2 separate regions of the Homo sapiens genome follow, and region 2 is linked to region 1. A link is an interaction called in ENCODE POLR2A ChIA-PET data of the cell type or tissue named here. Cell type or tissue: Panc1. All regions are shown on one strand. Links, peaks and the distances in the headings refer to the core of each region. The heading gives the core; the rest is flanking DNA.

Region 1 (8,000 bases), core at 1-8,000:
TATTTGAGAGCCTGAGGCAAGAGGATCATTTGAGCCTGGGAGGAGGCAACTGCAGTGGGCTGAGATCATGCCACTGCACTCCAGCCTGGGCAACAGAGCAAGACTTCACCTCAAAAAAAAAGTATGATATGTTAGAGAACTGAAAACCGGTATTGTCATCACCACTATGGGACTCTGACTGAGTTATTTTACCTTTCTAAACCTTTCTTTCCACATTTGTAAAATGGCTAAAAATGCCCACTTCAAAGGATTAAATAATGCGTATAAACCATTTGGTATGTATAGGCCCTCAAATGGTAACTACTGTCCTCCTCATCCTCCTTATCATCCTTATCCCCATGAGTAGTGCATGGATATGTCAAAGGTACAAAATTTCTAAAACTATGTCTTCTTTCTGTCCTCTGCTGTATCAGATGTTTCTTTTGAGGTAAAGTTCTACACCTTTCATTTTCTTTCCTTATCAGTACTCTTAGCAGAAAAGGATATACAGCAGGAAGCAAAGCATGGAAAGGTGAATTCCAAAGTGGAAATAACTATGCTGAAGGAAAATGGAAGGTGTGACATAGATAACCACCCTATGTCCTCCTTTAAGCAGTTCAAATATTCAAGTCATATTATTTTAACTTGATGTTGACTTGAGAAACTATTTAGGTAACAATTTTTAGTGGAAATATCCAGATGTTTGAGGTGGCATCAGAAACCCCAGGAGGGACTTTTCAGGCCTGTCACACCAGAATATACTGGTATATTACAATATACCGGGCACACCAGAGGTATATTGTAAACATCTATTTTGTTTAAAGCAAATAACTGTGGCATAGTTCAATAATAATAATAATAATAATGCTGTGAATAGGTTAATTACAACTCTACCTAAAATGGAAAAATATAAAAATGTTTCTATAACATGAAAGAAAGCAGTAGACCATGAGAGATAAAGAAATAGAGGACACATCCTAGAAAGTTCATTATGATCAGACTAACAAAGCACTGTGACTATCTCCAAAGCACCTGGAAATGGCTTCATCACACAAAATCTCCATGTGATGGAATATTTCTCATAGAATAGAATTTTTAACTGTAGCTATTTCTAAAGTTAAAGCTAAAACCAGGCATTAGGAAGTTAAGGATGAGTTGCAGTACACAAAGTTATTAACCTTTCTTAAGCCAATCAGTTATGGTTTGGGAAAACCATATCTCGAAATAGTTCCCATTTGTTGAGTGTCTACAAAGTGTCATATATGTACCAGCTGTTTTATTTGTATTATTTAATCATTATTTAATCCTTTGTCCTTCAGAAATAAACACTGTTTCGTGGTTACGTTTATTTCTTACCATGTGGTTTTTTGATATGATGATTGAAAGAAGATACTTCTTGAATTAAGAAATATACTACCCAGATTGTAAAATATGTAAATCGACCAGCACACTACAAAAGAAAAGTTGATACCCAGTTTCTCTTGCTGGTATAAACTGAATCCCACTTCTTTCCTAACTCAGTACAAGAATCCTCAGAAGCAAGAAAGCTTAAATAAGTTTTCTCAATTACATTTTTTAAATTACCTGAACTCTCAGCTTTGCAGCATCCATCTTTTTACGAAACTCTTTCTGTAATTTTACCTTCATTGCAACATCAGAAAGATCTTTGTTTTCCAGCTCCTGTAGCTGCTTTTGTGTTTCAATCAGTTCGACTTTTGCCTGTTCTGCATCATGCTCTAGCTTTGTTACTTTCAAAGAATACTGCTTGCTTACAGACTTGGCATCATTACCTTAACCGTAATAATAATTATTATTAGTATAAATTATGTAAAAAGAAGTTAAACATCCAAAACATAAAAATACTCTACTCTAAAATCCAGCCAGGCAGTGATACTATTTAAGGCATAGCATTAAAAACCCAGTTGTCCCCACCCACCCCCATCAAACACAGCTTGCCATCAGGCCTCTTAATAATTAGTTCCTTAATGACTGTTCCCATCTGCTGCCAGTCAGTCTCACTGGTTCAATGTTTGGCGTTTTAGAGTGACATCTCTGGTCCTCTGAATTTGTAGTTGAGCTTTGCTGGCATCAAACTCAGTTAAGAAGGATATTTGGAGTGACTGTTTGTCCTCTTGCTTAGTATACTCCAGCCTCCTGCTACCAATAATCTGTCTGCTTGAATTCCTTTTTTAAATTATTATGAAAATTTTAAAATACAACAAAAGAAATAATAAAATGAACCGCCATCACCCAGATTTAAAAGTTATCAAGATTTTGTCACAGCTGCTTCAAATATGCCTATTGTTTTACTTTGCTTAAATATTATAAAGCAATCCCAAATGTCATTCATCTCACCTATACATACTTCATTTTGTTAAATTCCTCTTTTTACTTATACATACTGCAATCGGCATTCACACAAAATATGGACATAACCAAAAAGTCATTATCACACTAACAATATTAACACCAATCAGTCCATATTCAGACTTCCCCAATTGCCTCAAAATGTGTCTCACAATTGGTTTATTTAAATCAGGATCTAAACAAGGTCCACAATACATTTGATTTGTTATGTCTCTTAAGAATCTTTTCATCCAAAGCTAACTCTCTCCTTTTTCACTAACCCGAACTTATTCAAGATTAATTCCTTTTAAATTCTTTTCTTATTAATATATAGAAGAGAAAAAATAGAATAAAGATATTTCTATATCTCTTGATTCTAAATCCAGCTAGTGACCCTAAAAGCTTGGTTTTGATTTGCTCTGAATAGGCAACCGTCCCTGAACTAGACTGGCAAACTCGTGGCAGTAGAAAACAGGAGTCTAAAGCTCAGAGGATGAATAATCACCAGAGACAGTTTATTATACTATTTATTTATTTAGACAGAGCCTCGCTCTGTCACCCAGGCTAGAGTGCAGTGGTACAATGTCAGCTCACTGCCACCTCCGCCTCCTGGGTTCCAGCAATTCTCCTGCCACAGCCTCCTGAGTAGCTGGGATTACAGGCACACGCCACCATGCCCAGCTAATTTTTGTATTTTTAGTAGAGACAGGGTTTCACCATGTTGGCCAGGCTGGTCTCGAACTCCTGACCTCAAATGATCTGCCCACCTCGGCCTCCCAAAGTGCTGGGATTACAGGCGTGAGCCACCGTGCCCAGCCTATTATACTATTTATATAGCTGGTTATACTGCTATCCAAAAATACTCATCATTTTTTTATAAAAGTTATTTAACTAAATGCAGTGTGAACTGTCCTCTGACTCTAATTTATGATTACTTGACTAACTTTAAAATACATACAACTACTATATTTTAACAAATCATTTTGGACTATTCATTAATTGTTCAACACACCAATATTTTATGAACCACTAAAAAAATATACAGTGCCAATTACAACATGTTTATTTTATTTTTTTGAGACGGTCTTGCTCTGTCACCTAGGCTGGAATGCAGTGGTGCAATCATGACTCACTGCAGCCTTGACCTCTGGGGCTGAATCAGTCCTCCTACCTCAGCCTTCCAAGTAGCTGGGACTACAGGCGTGTGTCACCATGCCCAGTACGCATCAGTAGTTTTTATAAATTTTTTTTGCAGTGTATTAGAATTGATAAAATATAGTATAGATGTCCTGTTATTATTAGTTGGCAGAAGTAGCTGCTATTCAAGAAAAGTCTTCAGTGAGAGAGCATTAAGGGCATTAAGTTTTTTGTGTTGTTTTTTTTTTTTGACATTTTTTAAGAAGCATCCTCTGCTTAGCTACTTTCCCAAAGCTTTTTCCTTTCTCATTCCTAGTGACATATGTGCTATGCATCATCCTAGCTCCAGTTATGCAGATGTTTAAATGAGTTTGGCCATGCTGCTTCCCCACAGGCAGGATCAAACACCAGTTGACCCCTCTTAGGAGTATCTAGGAGCTGATCTAGAATGGTTTCTCCATTCCCAAGATTTCAGGGTACTGCCTGTGGAAGTTGAGGATATTTACCCAATAGAATCAATGACTTTCTTTCAGAAAGGTTATCTTACTATGGATCTCATTAAACAAGCATGTGTTTGTAGCCTGGTATACCCAACGTGGTTGTTTTAAAATAGAGGATACCAGAGCTTATACAGAGAAGACCCTTTTCTTGCTCATTAGAACCAAGGGCAATTTGGAGCTTTCCTAAAAATCCTCAGAGATGGTGACTAACAAAAGTTGTCAGTGAGTGCTTACTTTTCAATGCCCTCTCACTGAAGACTTCTCTTGAATAGCAGCTGCTTCTGCCAACTAATAATAACAGGACTATATTTTATCTATTTTATAGATAAAATATCTATACTATATTTTATCAATTCTAATACACTGTCAAAAAAAAATTATAAAAACTACTGACGCATACTGGGCATGGTGGCACACGCCTGTAGTCCCAGCTACTTGGGAGGCTGAGGTAGGAGGATTGGTTGAGCCCCAGAGGTCAAGGCTGCAGTGAGTCATGACTGCACCACTGCACTCCAGCCTAGGTGACAGAGTGAGACCCTGTTTCAAAAAAATAAAATAAACATGTTGTAACTGGTACATTAAGTGCCACAGAATTTCAGCACAATGCAGAGTTCACACCAGTTAGAACAATTCAGAGGTGAAATCCCAAAACAACAAAATTCTTCTGATAACTAACCTCCACATATTGGCCTAAAAACTCACCTTGTTACACCAATCCAAGCTAAGTGGATAGACCTGAGCTTCAAAAACTAAAGTAACTGTTACCACATCAGAAGCAATTTTAAGAAGTTTTCTTTCTCATTTAAGCTGGTTCACAAGATACTATTACCTGTTTTTATTAATTCTTTAATCAGATCTTCCTTCATCTTGATGTTAATTGTAAGTTCTCTCATTTTTTGTTTAGCTTCAGTAAGTATGCGTTCTGAATTCTTTAATTTTTGCAAATTCAATTCTTGACTCTCCTGGAGACAATCAATCTTTAAATCTTTAAAAAAAAATGGAGAAATAAAACTATCTGCTGGTAAAATATTCAACAGAAGTAGAGTTAAAAAAAGAAAAGCAGACTCAAAAGCAATTTAGAGGTGGCAGTGGAAGAGACAAAAAGGAAGGGGAGGAAAAAGGGGAAAAAATACACAGCAATTGGGACTCTAGCATTCCAGCTTACAGTAAGAGTTTTTATTTTCTTACAAATTAATACATGTATGTATATATTCTTTCTTAATATCCCATAAGTTCAGACACACAGTTTTTCATTGCCTTTAACATGAGTTATTTGAGATAGGTATAAAATTTCCAGATGGAGAGAGGGGTGAATTTGTTTCCTATCAACTTCTACTTTTACTGTAATTGGAGAATGCAGACTATACCAGGCTACTCAGAGTGTGGTCTAGCACTGTTTGTTACTGTCCTGCACCAGAATGTAAATCAACTATGTCACTAAGCACACTGCTTTAGTTCAGGTGACATTTTTTTCATAGCCAGACTTTCTCAAGGAAGGAACTAGTGTAAGCTCATTTACATTCCGACGTAAGTTTTTTTCCTGGTTGCAGAGCAGTAACAAACAGCTCAAGCATGGCTGCTTGAGTAGCATTTACCTTTATTATTTCCACATTTTGAAATTTATTTTAGTTATACTTAAATTTTTGGCTCATAAAGCCACGTATAGGTTCTTAAAGAGATGCTCTATATTTTCAAAGTGTAGCACTTGTATTATCCCTATTCCCTTATTTTTTGTGGGTCAACCACGCATTGACCAAGAGAGATGAGTTAACAAAATCTCCTACTACCGGCTGGGCACAGTGGCTCATGCCTGTAATCCCAGCACTTATTGATGCATAAAAATTCTTAGCAGTTGTGTACTAAAACATTACCAACACCCAGTACACTAATTGGGCTCTAATGCCAAATACATCATTGATGTTAGGCACAAGTCCCAGTGAAGGAGTAGACACCTAGTACAATTATTTATACTGTATTTTAACATCATCAGGAATACAAAGCATATCAATTCAGGTCTGAATATAAAAATCCTTATTCTGAGGGAGTTAGCCTATATCTCTCGCTATAATTAATTGATAGAAAATCTTTTTTTATTAAGGAGTAAAAGAGTAAAAGAGGTAAAACAGAGAACATAAAAGAAGTTCTACCAACTAGGAAAGCATTTGTACCAAATTCTGGTCTTTGAGAATTCCTGGATGTTTCTTAAATTATCAACTGAGGAAAAAGATAAGTGTCCTATAACCATTAGGTCTACATTATTTAAGAAGATCTATGTACCTTCATTCTCCAAATCTGACTTTTGTGTTTCATCCTGAGTATCACTCAATTCAACAAGGGAACAAACAGAGTCTGGCTTCTGAATCCATGAACGACTTCTACATCTTAAAAAAAAATCAGAAAGTTAACTTATTTGTTCGTGTTTTCTAATCTGCCCTCAAATTAGTTTCCCCGAAAAGTGAAAGTAATGTTAAAAAAATTATTAGTTACATATAAAAACAGAATGTTACTAATATTGCTCAAAATAAAAGGATGCCCCCCCCATCCATGTTGAATCCAGTAGAAAAGTCATGTTTGTTGCCAACGTGGCAGCAGAATAAGGAAATCCAAAAAAAAAAAAAAAAAAAAACCTCTGAAAATTAGAATCTCATTACTATAAAAGCTCTAAAAGCAAAATTATTTTTCAGTTATAAGACTGATGACTTGTGTTCAAATACTATTTTCATAACACATTAGATGATAGTACTTTTAGCAAAAGTTACCTACTCTTCTATTAAACATAAAAGATATACTCCAATGGAAAAAACCTACACTTCTATATTTATTGCAGCATATAATTCTAAATATTTATTAAATCAGTGTATATTTAACATACCTAGTTCCAGATTTCTCTTGGCCTTCTGATTCTTCATCATCACTGTTATCAGAAAATTGGCAGTGGAGGACCTTATCTTGTTCTTCTATGTGACCCAACAGCATCTGACTTCGTGTTCGAAATCCAGCAAATATTCGATCCAGAGAGTACATAGGCGGACTTGTGTGGACCTTGCAAGTGATTCCCCCACCCAACAACAAAAAAAGTGATATTTTAAAAGTCTAATTTTATCCTATTACTCTAAGTGCTTTTAAAGGGGTTATTAGATTGGCACTCTTAAAATAGCCAATCACTGGAAAATGCTCCCCTCAAACAAAGGTCAAAATTAATTTAACAATACTGTTGTGCCTCACAGACAAATACTTCTTTCAGAATCCACACAGCTCCTTCTCTTCTGGACAACTCTTCTATCTTCACTTACAGAAAACAGTATTCAAAAATGAAACCAAAAGAACGCATGGAAAACATCCTAGCTCTTAAACACAACACAGACACACCCCAACAAATGTACCCTCTTCCCCATCTTCCCAGTTCAGAACACCTGGAGAACTGTGGTGCTGCCGCCAAAGGTCTGCATCCCCTCCAATCCAAATCCTACCACAGGAAGAAACCCAGAGCCGTCTCCACTCCCTCTGCCAGGGCAATATTCCTAATCTGAATACCACAATGTATATACTTATTCTTTATACATGGTAGTTAGGTATAGCTGAATTAAGGCTCTAGGAAAAATATTTAATATATGTCATAGGACAAATAAAATCGTATGGCTAGCCTGGGAGTTTTCTATAGTACAACATTCTTCTATTGGAAATGCACTTTAAATTCTCAAAAAAAAATGACCTTGGAAAACAACAACAATAAATTAGAAATTGCCTTTATACCTTTGTTCTGGTTTCTATTACAAAATATTTCCTCTGCACCATCTCTGTAACCAAATCTCAAGATGACTTCTCTCAAAAGGCAATAAAATCTTAGAGGAGACAGTCCATTTATCAATATAAATTATTATAAGCTGTTAAAATTATAACATATAGTGGAATATGAGTATCACACAGTGTTTAGGATTTAATCACTTGACAATAGGCCCCCGTCATGTATTCTCTCCTAAAAAATCCTACCTGATTCTGAAAATCATCTTATATCTGATTTTTGTGCTTCTGCTGTCA
Region 2 (11,429 bases), core at 1,775-9,774, 2.0 Mb after region 1:
TGGAACTTAAATATTCCTGCCAAATCTAAAGCTTTAAAATTTGGCATACCCTTTGATTCACTTACAGGAATTTATCCTAAAGAATTTATCCAAGTGGCATCACATTACCCAAATTCAAACCATACTACAAGGCTATAGTCACCAAAACAGCATAATATTGGTATGAAAATAGGAACATAGACTAATGGAACAGAATAGAGAACCCAGAAATAAAGCCAAATACTTACAGCCAACTGATCTTCGACAAAGCATATGAAAACATAAAGTAGGGGAAAGGACAACCTGTTCAACAAATGGTGCTGGGATAATTGGCAAGCCACGTGTAGGAGAATGAAACTGGATCCTCATCTCTCCTGTTATGCAAAAATCAACTCAAGATGGATCAAAGACTTAAATCTAAGATCTGAAACCATAAAAATTCCAGAAGATAACATTGGAAAAATTCTTTTAGACATTGACTTAGGCAAAAACTTTCATTACAAGAACCCGAAAGCAAATGCAATAAAAAACAAACAAAAATAAATAGATGGGACTTAATTACACCGAAAAGCTTCTGCACAGAGAAAGAAATAATCAGGCTGGGCGTGGTGGCTGATGCCTGTAATCCCAGCACTTTGGGAGGCTGAGGCAAGCGGATCACGAGGCCAGGAGATTGAGACCATCCTGGCTAACATGGTGAAACCCCGTCTCTACTAAAAGTACAAAAAATTAGCTGGGCATGTTGGCAGGCGCCTGTAGTCCCAGCTACTCAGGAGGCTGAGGCAGGAGAATGGCGTGAACCCAGGAAGTGGAGCTTGCAGTGAGCGGAGACCACGCCACTGCACTCCAGCCTGGGCGACAGAGCGAGACTCCATCTCATTAAAAAAAAAAAAAAAAAAATCAGCAGAGTGAACAGACAACCCAGAGCGGGAGAAAATCTTCACAATCTATACCTCCAACAAAAGACTAATATCTAGAATCTACAAAGAACTCAAACAAATCAGTAAGAAAAAAACAAATAATTGCATCAAAAAATGGGCGAAGGACATGAATAGACAATTCTCAAAAGAAGATATACAAGTGACAAACATGGAAAAATGCTCAATATTGCTAATTATCAGGGAAATGCAGATCAAAACCACAATGTAATATCACCTTACTCCTGCAAGAATGGCTGTAATTTAAAAAATCAAAAAATAATAGATGTTGGCATGGATGTGGTAAAAAGGGAACACTTTTACACTGTTGTTGGCAATGTAACCTAGTATAATCACTATGGAAAAGAGTATGGAGATTCCTTAAATAACTAAAAGTAGATATACCGTTTGATCCAGCAGTCTCACTACTGGATATCTACCAGAGGAAAATAAGTTATTATATGAAAAAGACACTTAACACATTACACTTGCATGTTTATAGCAGCACAATTCATAATTGCAAAAATATGGAACCAGTCCAAATGCCCATCAACCAATGAGTGGATAAAGGAAGTGTGGTATATATATACCGTGGAATACTACTCAGCCATAAGCAGCAACCTGGATGCAATTGGAGACTATTATTCTAAGTGAAGTAACTCAGGAGTGGAAAACCAAACATCATATGTTCTCACTTATAAGTGGGTACAGCATACACTGCTAGGGTGATGATGGGTGCACCAAAATCTCATAAATCACCACAAAAGAACTTATCCAGTAACCAAACATCACGCGTTCCCCAAAAACCTACTGAAATGAAAAGGAAGGAAGGAAAGGGAGGGAGGGAGGAAGCAGGGGGCGGGGAAGGGACGGGAGGAGGAGGGAGAGAAAGACAAAGAAAGAGAAAAAAAAAGGGAGGGAGGGAGGCAGAAAGAGAAAATGTGACTGGGCTCAGTGGCTCACGCCTGTAATCGTAGCACTTTGGAGGCTAAGGCAGGATGATCCCTTGAGTCCAGGAGTCTGAGACCAGCCTAGGCAACATAGCAATACCCTGTCTCTACACAAATTTTTTAAAAAATAGCTGGGTATGGTGGCACACACCTGTAGTCCCAGCTACTCAGGAAGCTTAGGCAGGAGGATCCCTTGAGCCCAGGAGTTTGAGGCTGCAGTGAGCTATGATCACCACTGCACTCCAACCTGGACAGTGGAATGAGACCCTGTCTCAACCAAAAATAAATAAGAAAGGAAAAAAATATTTGGGTTCTACTTCTACATATAAACCAGAAATCTTATTAATCATTGCAATTCATATACATGCTTGGATATGCACAGAATATCACTGAAAGCTAAATAAGGAACCGATAATAATGGTTGCCTCTGGAGAGAACTGCGAGGCTATCTGGTGGAGGTGAGAGGGAGACTTATGTTTATTGAATACTATATCATGACTTTAGATTATGTCGTGTACATAGTACCTGCTTGATTTTTTTTTTTAATTTACTTGATTATTTTTAAATTTGTGGCTTTTGGTTTAGCTTTTTTTTTTCTTTTGAGGGAGTTTCGCTCTTGTTGCCCAGGCTGGAGTGCAATGGCGCGATCTCGGCTCACTGCAATCACAGCCTCCCGGGTTTAAGCAATTCTCCTGCCTCAGCCTCCTGAGTAGCTGGGATTACAAGCATGGGCCACCATGCCCGGCTAATTTTTTTGTGTTTTTAGTAGAGACGGGGTTTCTCCACGTTTGGCTGGCTGGTCTTGAACTCCCAACCTCAGGTGATACGCCCGCCTCGGCCTCCCAAAGTGCTGGGATTACAGGAGTGAGCCACCGTGCCCGGCCGTGGTTTAGCTTTTATTCAGCATTTTATATAGGGAAAAAGCTTTTCATGTATAGATTAACCCACAGTCATTTCATATGGTTTGGCTGTGTCCCCACCCAAATCTCATCTCCAATTGTAACCCCTGTAATCCCCACATGTCAAGTGAGGGACCTGCTGGGAGGTGCTTGGATCATGGGGGTGGTTTCCCCCATAGTGTTCTTGTGATAGTGAGTGAGTTTTCAGGAGATCTGATGGTTTTTATAAGTGGGAGTTTTTTCCTGCGCTCTCTCTCTTTTCTCTTTCACGCCATCATGTAAGATGTGCCTTGCTTCCCCTTCATCTTCTGCCATGATTGTAAGTTTCCTGAGATCTCCCAGCCATGCAGAACTGTGAATCAATTAAACCTCTTTCCTTTCTAAATTACCCAGTCTCTGGTAGTATCTTTATAGTGTGAGAATGGACTAATACACATGTATATAGATGAGGAAACTGTTAAAAACCAGTCAAGAGTGGCATTACATTGTGCACTCAAATTAAAAACAGAAATTCCTTTTGAAAGTCATGTGTAGGCCAGGCACAGTGGCTCATGCCTGTAATCCCAGCACTTTGGGAAGCCAAGGCGGGTGGATCACCTGAGGTCAGGAGTTCAAGACCAGCCTGGCCGACATGGTGAAACCTCATCTCTACTAAAAATACAAAAAAATTAGCTGGGCATGGTGGCAGGCGCCTGTAACCCCATCTACTCGGTAGGCTGAGGCAGTAGAATCGCTTGAACCCCAGAGGTGGAGGTTGCAGTGAGCCGAGATCGTGCCATTGCACTCCAGCCTGGGCAACAAGAGCGAAACTTTGTCTCAAAAAAAAAAAAAAAGTCATATGTATATGTATGAATATATATATTTGTATAAACAGCTAGCTTATATACCAAAAATAATAACTATCTCTGAATGTGGCTAAGTGATTTTTTATTTTCTCCCTTTTACTTTTTTTTCTACATTTTTATAAGGAACATAGATCACTTTTGTAATTAGAAGGAAAGCCAGTTTAAAAGATGAAATCTTCCCATGACTTGAGCCCAGCTATCCCGATTGATTTATTTTCCCATTTCCTTGTAGCAAAAAGAATGTTTCCAGCTGCTACATTTAAGAGAGAGCTGGCCGAGCACGGTGGCTCATGCCTGTAATCGCAGCACTTTGGGAGGCTGATGCAGGCGGATCACGAAGTCAGGAGATCGAGACCATCCTGGCTAACACGGTGAAACCCTGTCTCTACTAAAAATACAAAAACAAAATTAGCCAGGTGTGGCGGTGGACGCCTGTAATCCCAGCTACTCAGGAGACTGAAGTGGGAGAATGGCGTGAACCCAGGAGGCGGAGCATGCAGTGAGCTGAGATCACGCCACTGCTCTCCAGCCTGGGCGACAGAGTGAGACTCTGTCTCAAAAAAAAAAAAAAAAAGCTACCAGACAGTTTGGCTTGCTGATTACACTGATAAAAATCCCAGATGAGGCCAGGCGCGGTGGCTCACGCCTGTAATCCCAGCACTTTGGGAGGCTAAGGCGGGCCGATCATCTGAGGTCAGGAGTTCGAGACCAGCCTCAACATGGAGAAACCCTGTCTCTACTAAAAAAAATACAAAAAATTAGCCGGGCGTGGTGGTGCATGCCTGTAATCCCAGCTACTCGGGAGGCTGAGGCAGGAGAATTGCTTGAACCTGGGAGGCGGAGGTTGCAGTGAGCCGAGATAGTGCCATTGCACTCCAGCCTGGACAACAAGAGCGAAACTCCGTCTCGAAAAAAAAACAAAAAAAAATCCCAGATGAGCAATTCTTCTTGTCTTCAATATGGTTAGACAATAAATTTGGGTTTTTTCAGTAGGTGCATCCAAACATTATCAGTTGATTGAAAACTAATTGATGTTAACTGAACTCATGAATGGCTGAATTATACCCAGATTAATAACGTATTAAAAAAAGGGATGTGCTTTTCTGGTGAACAAACAGCTCTGGCCCATCTTCAAAAGTTATTTGCTATTGCTTTATTTATTTAGCAGCGGTATGCTTTCTTCAAGCAACTGTGTTTTGTTTTGTTTTTATGGACAACCAATACATAACAGAAAACAAAGCTGCTCTGATTGAAGACAGACAACAGACCTGCCCAGCCTCAAGTTCCCCTTTCTTTCCCTTCCCCAAGATGTTCCCTAAGAGGGCTCCTCAGAATCCCCAAGACTTCAAAGAATGCAGTTTAACACCAACTCATTTGATGGTACCAAATGGATAAGCAGAAGATTGTTTGGTGAGCATAGACCTGAAGCAAACAAAATTAGAGGAATACTAAATCCAGATTCTGGGAAATGTCTGATGAGTTTTTCTAGTTCCACAATAGTACATGCCTCTCTGAGAGATAGGAATATACATTCCTGACAGAAAGAATCACTCTGCCTTCAACAGTGCTAAACAATAGTGGGCTAGTAAACCAGCTTGCTGAAAACAAACAAAATAACCCAAAAATCCCTGGTCTACAGCAATTTGGCATTTTCTGTGGTGTAGACACTCCCACAGTGGTCTATCAGCAGAATTTAACAACAGCTTGCAAAATTCCCAAATGTTAGTTCTTGTAAACCTCTACTAGCTGACTTTTGGCACGCACTGGCAGAAAACCGCTAACTAATTCTATTATATGTGTGCTCCACACAGAACCCAACCTGCTGTTTCTTCTTTATTTCTTCATACACTTGGGTTATAACATAGCTTATTAGGCTATAGCTTTCTTTGGGGATGTTCTTGCCTCAGTAATAAATCTGGATCAACTTTATAGGATGTAGGAGTTTCCTGAAACTCTAACAATCACATACCTACAAACCATCTCTGGATGGTTTCTGTAAAAGGCAAATCGACTTGTCATGTGTTAATTGTTACTGGCTTTGCTCAGAGAGCAGCCAGATAACAAAAGCCCCATTATTTATTGACAGCAGCGATTTCTGACAAATTTTAGACATCCCTTCGGCCTTGTGATTATTTCATACCTAAATGTCTTTTCTTCCCTTATGAATCATGCTGCTGTTTCTTCCTGGAGGCCAGATGGGCATTTTTTTTTTTTTTTTTTTTTTTTTGAGACAGAGTCTCGCTCTGTCTCCCAGGCAAGAGGGGCGATCTTGGCTCACTGCAGCCTCCGCCTCTCAGGTTCCAACAATTCTCCTGCCTCAGCCTCCCAGGTAGCTGGGATTACAAGCACACACCACCATGCCCGGCTAATTTTTGTATTTTTAGTAGAGACGGGGGTTTCACTGTGTTGGCCAGGCTGGTCTCAAACTCCTGACCTCAGGTGATCTGCCCACCTCGACTCTCCCAAAGTGCTAGGATTACAGGTGTGAGCCACCATGCCTGGCTGACAATTTTTAATAAATGTTTTGTTCACATGGCTCTGGAAGAATTGGACCTGGACAAATAATTGGGTTAGTCTAGTTTTACTGTTTTTCATTCAGTGCCTTAGTTTATACTGAAGACCTAGATGACAATTTCTGTTTTCCATAATAAAGTAGCTCCTGGTTCAGTTTTGTAAAGAGTTGTGTAAGATCAATTAACATTTTGTGCAGAATCACAGACACTGTAAAATATTTCTGCTTATCTTCTAGGCAATGCTAGCTAGCACTAGTGACTGATATGCTTTAAAAAACAAAACAAAACAAAAAAACCTTAACTGCCTCCCAAAATATCTTCACTACAGTTATATCAAGTTGCCTAAAATTCTCAGCCTAGCAGTCTCTTGTTTGAGGTAAATTACAATTCTCTGGGAGACTTTATAGCTGTGAAATATTTAACCTATGAGGGAAATACCTTTGCAGCTAGAAATACAATTTTCAGGTATTTGTGGATTCAATGAAAAAGAAATAAGCCACAAAGGAGAGATTATCATGAAGGAATGGTTTAGAGTTTGAAAGAATGATGTGTTCAGACTCTGGGCTGAATGAGGCACAGAGAGGCAACAAGCTTTGAAAGTAACAGAAGCAGTAATGGGAGGTGAGGGAGTGGAAGACAGATTTTAATTCTGTGACTTTTTTCCTACTGCTGGCTTTCGTTCTAGCACATACATGATTCTGGAAAATAAAGCATAGTGTTCTCTTTTCTAACTAAAGTGCTTTCATTTCTATTGGTATGGCAGCTGAAACTGAAAAGTGGATGACACCACTGTGAAAACCTACCAGCCCAGTACAGAGCCCTTTCTTCTATGAATTAGCAGCAATCATGAGTATTAGTCAACCTAGCACTCCTGGAAAGTCACCGGCATGTAATTGGATCAGGTGTCACCAATGATTACAGGAAGATGAAAGGTGATAGTAGCAAAATGAAAAAGAAATTTGACCTGAGGCATGCAGCCTGAAGCAAGTGGAAAGCCAAATCATATGTGTGGAATTGACTCTTCCAGTTAGCTCTCCAGAAAACTCCCTTATTGCCAGGAAGGCTTTAATTTGATTAGCAAAGGGCTGCAGGAAAAGGGCATGTGAAACCTTGAGGCTGGCTAGCTATCCTTAGCTCCAAACCAAATTAATTTTGGGAGATTTATCATAATTCCCTTGCTGCAGCACCTAAGCCCATCCTGAGTAAGCTTCCTGAAACTCAAAAGAATGCTGTGCCCTGGACCCTGTGTTTCTGCATGTAACTCTGGGTTCACTTCACTGCTGCCGCCTGTATCCCTGCCTCCCCAGCTTCCCACTGCCTGTCTACTTCACATCCTTATTGCACAGACACAATCTAGTCTCTTTTTTTTCTTTTTTGGAGTCTTGCTCTGTCGCCCAGGCTAGAGTGCAGTGGCACGATCTTGGCTCACTGCAATCTCCGCCTCCCAGGTTCAAGTGATTCTCCTGCCTCAGCCTCCCGAGTAGCTGGGATTACAGGCGCCCTCAACCACGCTCAGCTAATTTTTGTATTTTTAGTAGAGATGAGGTTTCACCATCTTGGCCAGGCTGGTCTCAAACTCCTGATCTCATGATACACCCACCTGGGCCTCCCAAAGTGCTGGGATTACAGGCGTGAGCCACCGCACCCAGCCTCTAGTCTGTCTTTTGCATTCCTCCCTAAGCACTCCTCTCCCTGCATTGGCTTAGCACATCATTCCCAACAACTCTCAAATTCTACCCTCCATGGTTTAATTGACCACTGTGAGAGCATCCCCCACCAATTCCCTACGTGACTGCTGGACGACCCTCATAGAGCCTGTCAGCATTGTGGGCAAGACCCTGGGGAAGTTTCTCATTTTACATATGAATAAACTAGATGCAGAGATGTTAAGTAACCTATTCACAGTCACAGAGCTGAAAAGAACAATAATAATAATAATTGCTATTATTTATTACCATTTGCTGAAACTGTGCTGAACAATTTACATACATTTTCTTAGAATGAGAAACCTAAGGTCAGTTCTGGCTTTCGAGTGCCACCCCAAAATATGCTGCTTCAGCTTCAGTATGCTAATTAGTTAGAACTGAGGGCTTTGAAGGAAGAATAGGAAGTTACGAAGAGGGAAGAAGGAAATGGGAGTGGATAAATGGAATGGAGGGCTTTGCAGCCAAAAGGAAGAAAATGAAAAAAGGATCAGAGAGTTGGGACAAAGAGCTTTCTGAAGGACTTTACAGTAATAAAGAGGTGCCATCTCTAGATGGAGTTAGTGGGGAGAAACCCAGATTCAGTATATGCCCTTGGGTAGGTCTTGTCACCTCTAAGGACTTTAGGTCTCTCTTTTGTAAAACAAAAGATCTGAAAAATAAACAGAAGGGCTGGACTAAACAATCTCTAAGGTAGTTTTTTTTGTTTGTTTGTTTGTTTTTTGAGATGGAGTCTCACTCTTGTTGCTCAGGCTGGAGTGCAATGGTGCGATCTCAGCTCACCGCAACCTCCACCTCCCGGTTTCAAGCCATTCTCCTGCCTCAGCCTCCCGACGAGCTGGGATTACAGGCATGCACCACCACGCCTGGCTAATTTTGTGTTTTTAGTAGAGACGGGTTTCTCCATGTTGGTCAGGCTGGTCTCAAACTCGTGACCTCAGGTGATCCGCCCACCTCAGCCTTCCAAAGTGCAGGGATTACAGGTTTGAGCCACCGTGCCCAGCCTTCTAAGGTAGTAGTTTTTTTTTTTTAAATAATTATTATACTTTAAGTTCTAGGGTGCATGTGCACAACGTGCAGGTTTGTTACATACGTATACATGTGCCATGTTGGTGTGCTGCACCTGTTAACTCGTCATTTACATTAGGTATATCTCCTAATGCTATCCTTCCCCCGTCTCCCCACCCCACAACAGGCCCTGGTGTGTGATGTTCCCCACCCTGTGTCCAAGTGTTCGCATTGTTCGATTCCCACCTATGAGTGAGAACATGCGGTGTTTGGTTTTCTGTCCTTGTGATAGTTTGCTCAGAACGATGGTTTCTAGCTTCATCCATGTCCCTACAAACCACATGAACTCATCCTTTTTTATGGCTGCATAGTATTCCATGGTGTATATGTGCCACATTTTCTTAATCCAGTCTATCATTGATGGACATTTGGGTTGGTTCCAAGTCCTTGCTATTGTGAATAGTGCTGCTGTAAACATACATGTGCATGTGTCTTTATAGCAGGATGATTTATAATCCTTTGGGTATATGCTCAGTAATGGCATGGCTGGGTCAAATGGTATTTCTAGTTCTAGATCCTTGAGGAATCACCATACTGTCTTCCACAATGGTTGAACTAGTTTGCAGTCCCACCAACAGTGTAAAAGCATTCCTATTTCTCCACATCCTCTCCAGCACCTGTTGTTTCCTGACTTTTTAATGATTGCCATTCTAACTGGCATGAGATGGTATCTCATTGTGGTTTTGATTTGCATTTCTCTGATGGCCAGTGATGATGAGCATTTTTTCATGTGTCTATTGGCTTCTAAGGTAGTATTTTTAAGCAGATGGGCCAAGAAACATTAATGTAACAGGAATGGCTTATGGGTAGGCTGCCAGTCATCTGGATGCCCCTGTCTGACATCGGTGTCTGTGCTCATTCTGATTGGTAGGTGCCTGTGCAGTAAAAGTTGTTAGTAATGTATTTGCTCTGGCTATAGATATGCAGAAGTATTGAGCCCTCAGCCCTCAGGGCAGCTGGAGGTCCTGAGCCTGCCATTTCTAATCACAAACCACCCTATTCATTTTTCATGATATGAAGACAAATATTAACTTTTATGAGAAACAATAACATCTCTTTCAGAGCTAACATTCTGTTAATCTGTAAGAGTATCATTTGCATTCTCTAGAGGGAGAGGTTTCATAACCCTCAGATAATATATGTGGGAGGCCATGGAAAAAACAAATAGGGAGCTCTCTTTGGAGAGTCTCAGGCAGAAAAGATGCTTATAGCAAAGGTAGAGAATTGGCAGGTAGCTGTACGAAGATTTCGCTTTTGGAGATGCATTAATTATTTTGCACTCGAATCACAATAATCATAAAGAGATAGTTCCTCCTAAAGATCTGGTAGAAGGTATAAGGTTTAGTAAATGGTGAATGAATGAATGAATGACCTATACTAAGTGTCTTTGTGCACCTAGAATTATGCCTGTAACCACACAGTTCCCTTGATATGTCTTCAGCTGGCCATTTATGTACATCTGTTGCCTCCACTAGACTCTGAGGGCTGCTTGATCAAGGACACACAGTCTATAGTACTTCGTTTTAGCAGCCCAAAGTGACTAAAACATGCCCCATGAGGGCAGAGACCTTATTGTCTCAATTACCACCGTATAACCACTATGTTGAAATAGTCACATAGTACCTTGCACACAGTAAGTGCTCAATTAATATTTGTTGACTTAAATAATTCAGTTCCATCTTTAAGTAGAATAGTGTAAAATACACTAAGAAAGACAATATTAATGTTGAAAATAGAATGTAAATAAGGTGAGCTGTATTTTTTGAGGTCCAGGCAATAAATAAAATTAGGCTCAAATATTTCTTTTTTTTTATTTTTTTCCTTTTTTCTTTTTTTTTTTTTTTTGGTCAGACAAGGTCTCGCTTTGTTGCCCAGGCTGGAGTCTAGTGGCACAATCTCAGCTAACTGCAACCTCCACCTCCCGGGTGCAAGCGATTCTCCTGCCTCAGCCTCCTGAGTAGCTGGGATCACAGATGCACGCCACCACGCCCGGCTAATTTTTTTTATTTTCAGTAAAGGTAGGGTTTCATCATGTTGGCCAGGCTGGTCTCGAACTCCTGACCTCAGGTGATCCACCTGCCTCGGCCTCCAAAGTGCTGGGATTACAGGCATGAGGCTTAAATATATCAAATGAAAAGTCTTTAATGAGGGAACTACTTAAAGAGTTCCTTCATGAAAGGACCAAGCAAAGAACATTGAGCCACCTAGAGCTTGCAACAGTGGGACTCTGTTACCATTTCTAAGGCTGAAGATGCAGGGGAGGAAATAGTGTTACCGGAGCACAGATAGTGCAGAGCTGGAGAGGATGGGCCATCTTGCAAGAGCTACAGCTGTGCAATGAAGCTGCCACTGTCAAAACCACAGAGCCCTCTTAACATTGCTTTTGCTGCATCCCAGAGATTTTGTTATGTTGTGGCTTTGTTTTCATTTATTCCAAATAATTTTTAAATTTCTGCCTTAATTTCATTGTTTACCCAAAAGTCATTCAGGAGCAAGTTGCTTAATTTCCATGTAATTGTGTGGTTTTGAGAGATCTTCTTGGCATTTCTATTTTC

What was found. Peaks named below come from ENCODE experiments on the same cell type or tissue, not always from the same donor. Only the 100,000 strongest peaks of a DNase experiment are listed, where the experiment ranks them.
Region 2: POLR2A ChIA-PET joins it to region 1 with 6 read pairs; 2 of 35 experiments call an interaction of 5 or more read pairs at or near these places.

The regions. Positions count from the first base shown.
Region 1 is chr9:83,882,250-83,890,249 of GRCh38, forward strand. It overlaps KIF27 (kinesin family member 27), which reads right to left. Exons shown (of 18, transcript NM_017576.4): 7 at 6,835-7,004; 8 at 6,240-6,343; 9 at 4,792-4,947; 10 at 1,564-1,769. Among named protein-coding and RNA genes, the nearest start is that of KIF27, 35 kb to the right of the region's middle. In Panc1, for the core only: no CTCF peak of the experiment used is centred there; a DNase peak (open chromatin) is centred at 3,452.
Region 2 is chr9:85,852,928-85,864,356 of GRCh38, forward strand. No RefSeq gene overlaps it. Among named protein-coding and RNA genes, the nearest start is that of NAA35, 83 kb to the right of the region's middle. In Panc1, for the core only: no CTCF peak of the experiment used is centred there; no DNase peak of the experiment used is centred there.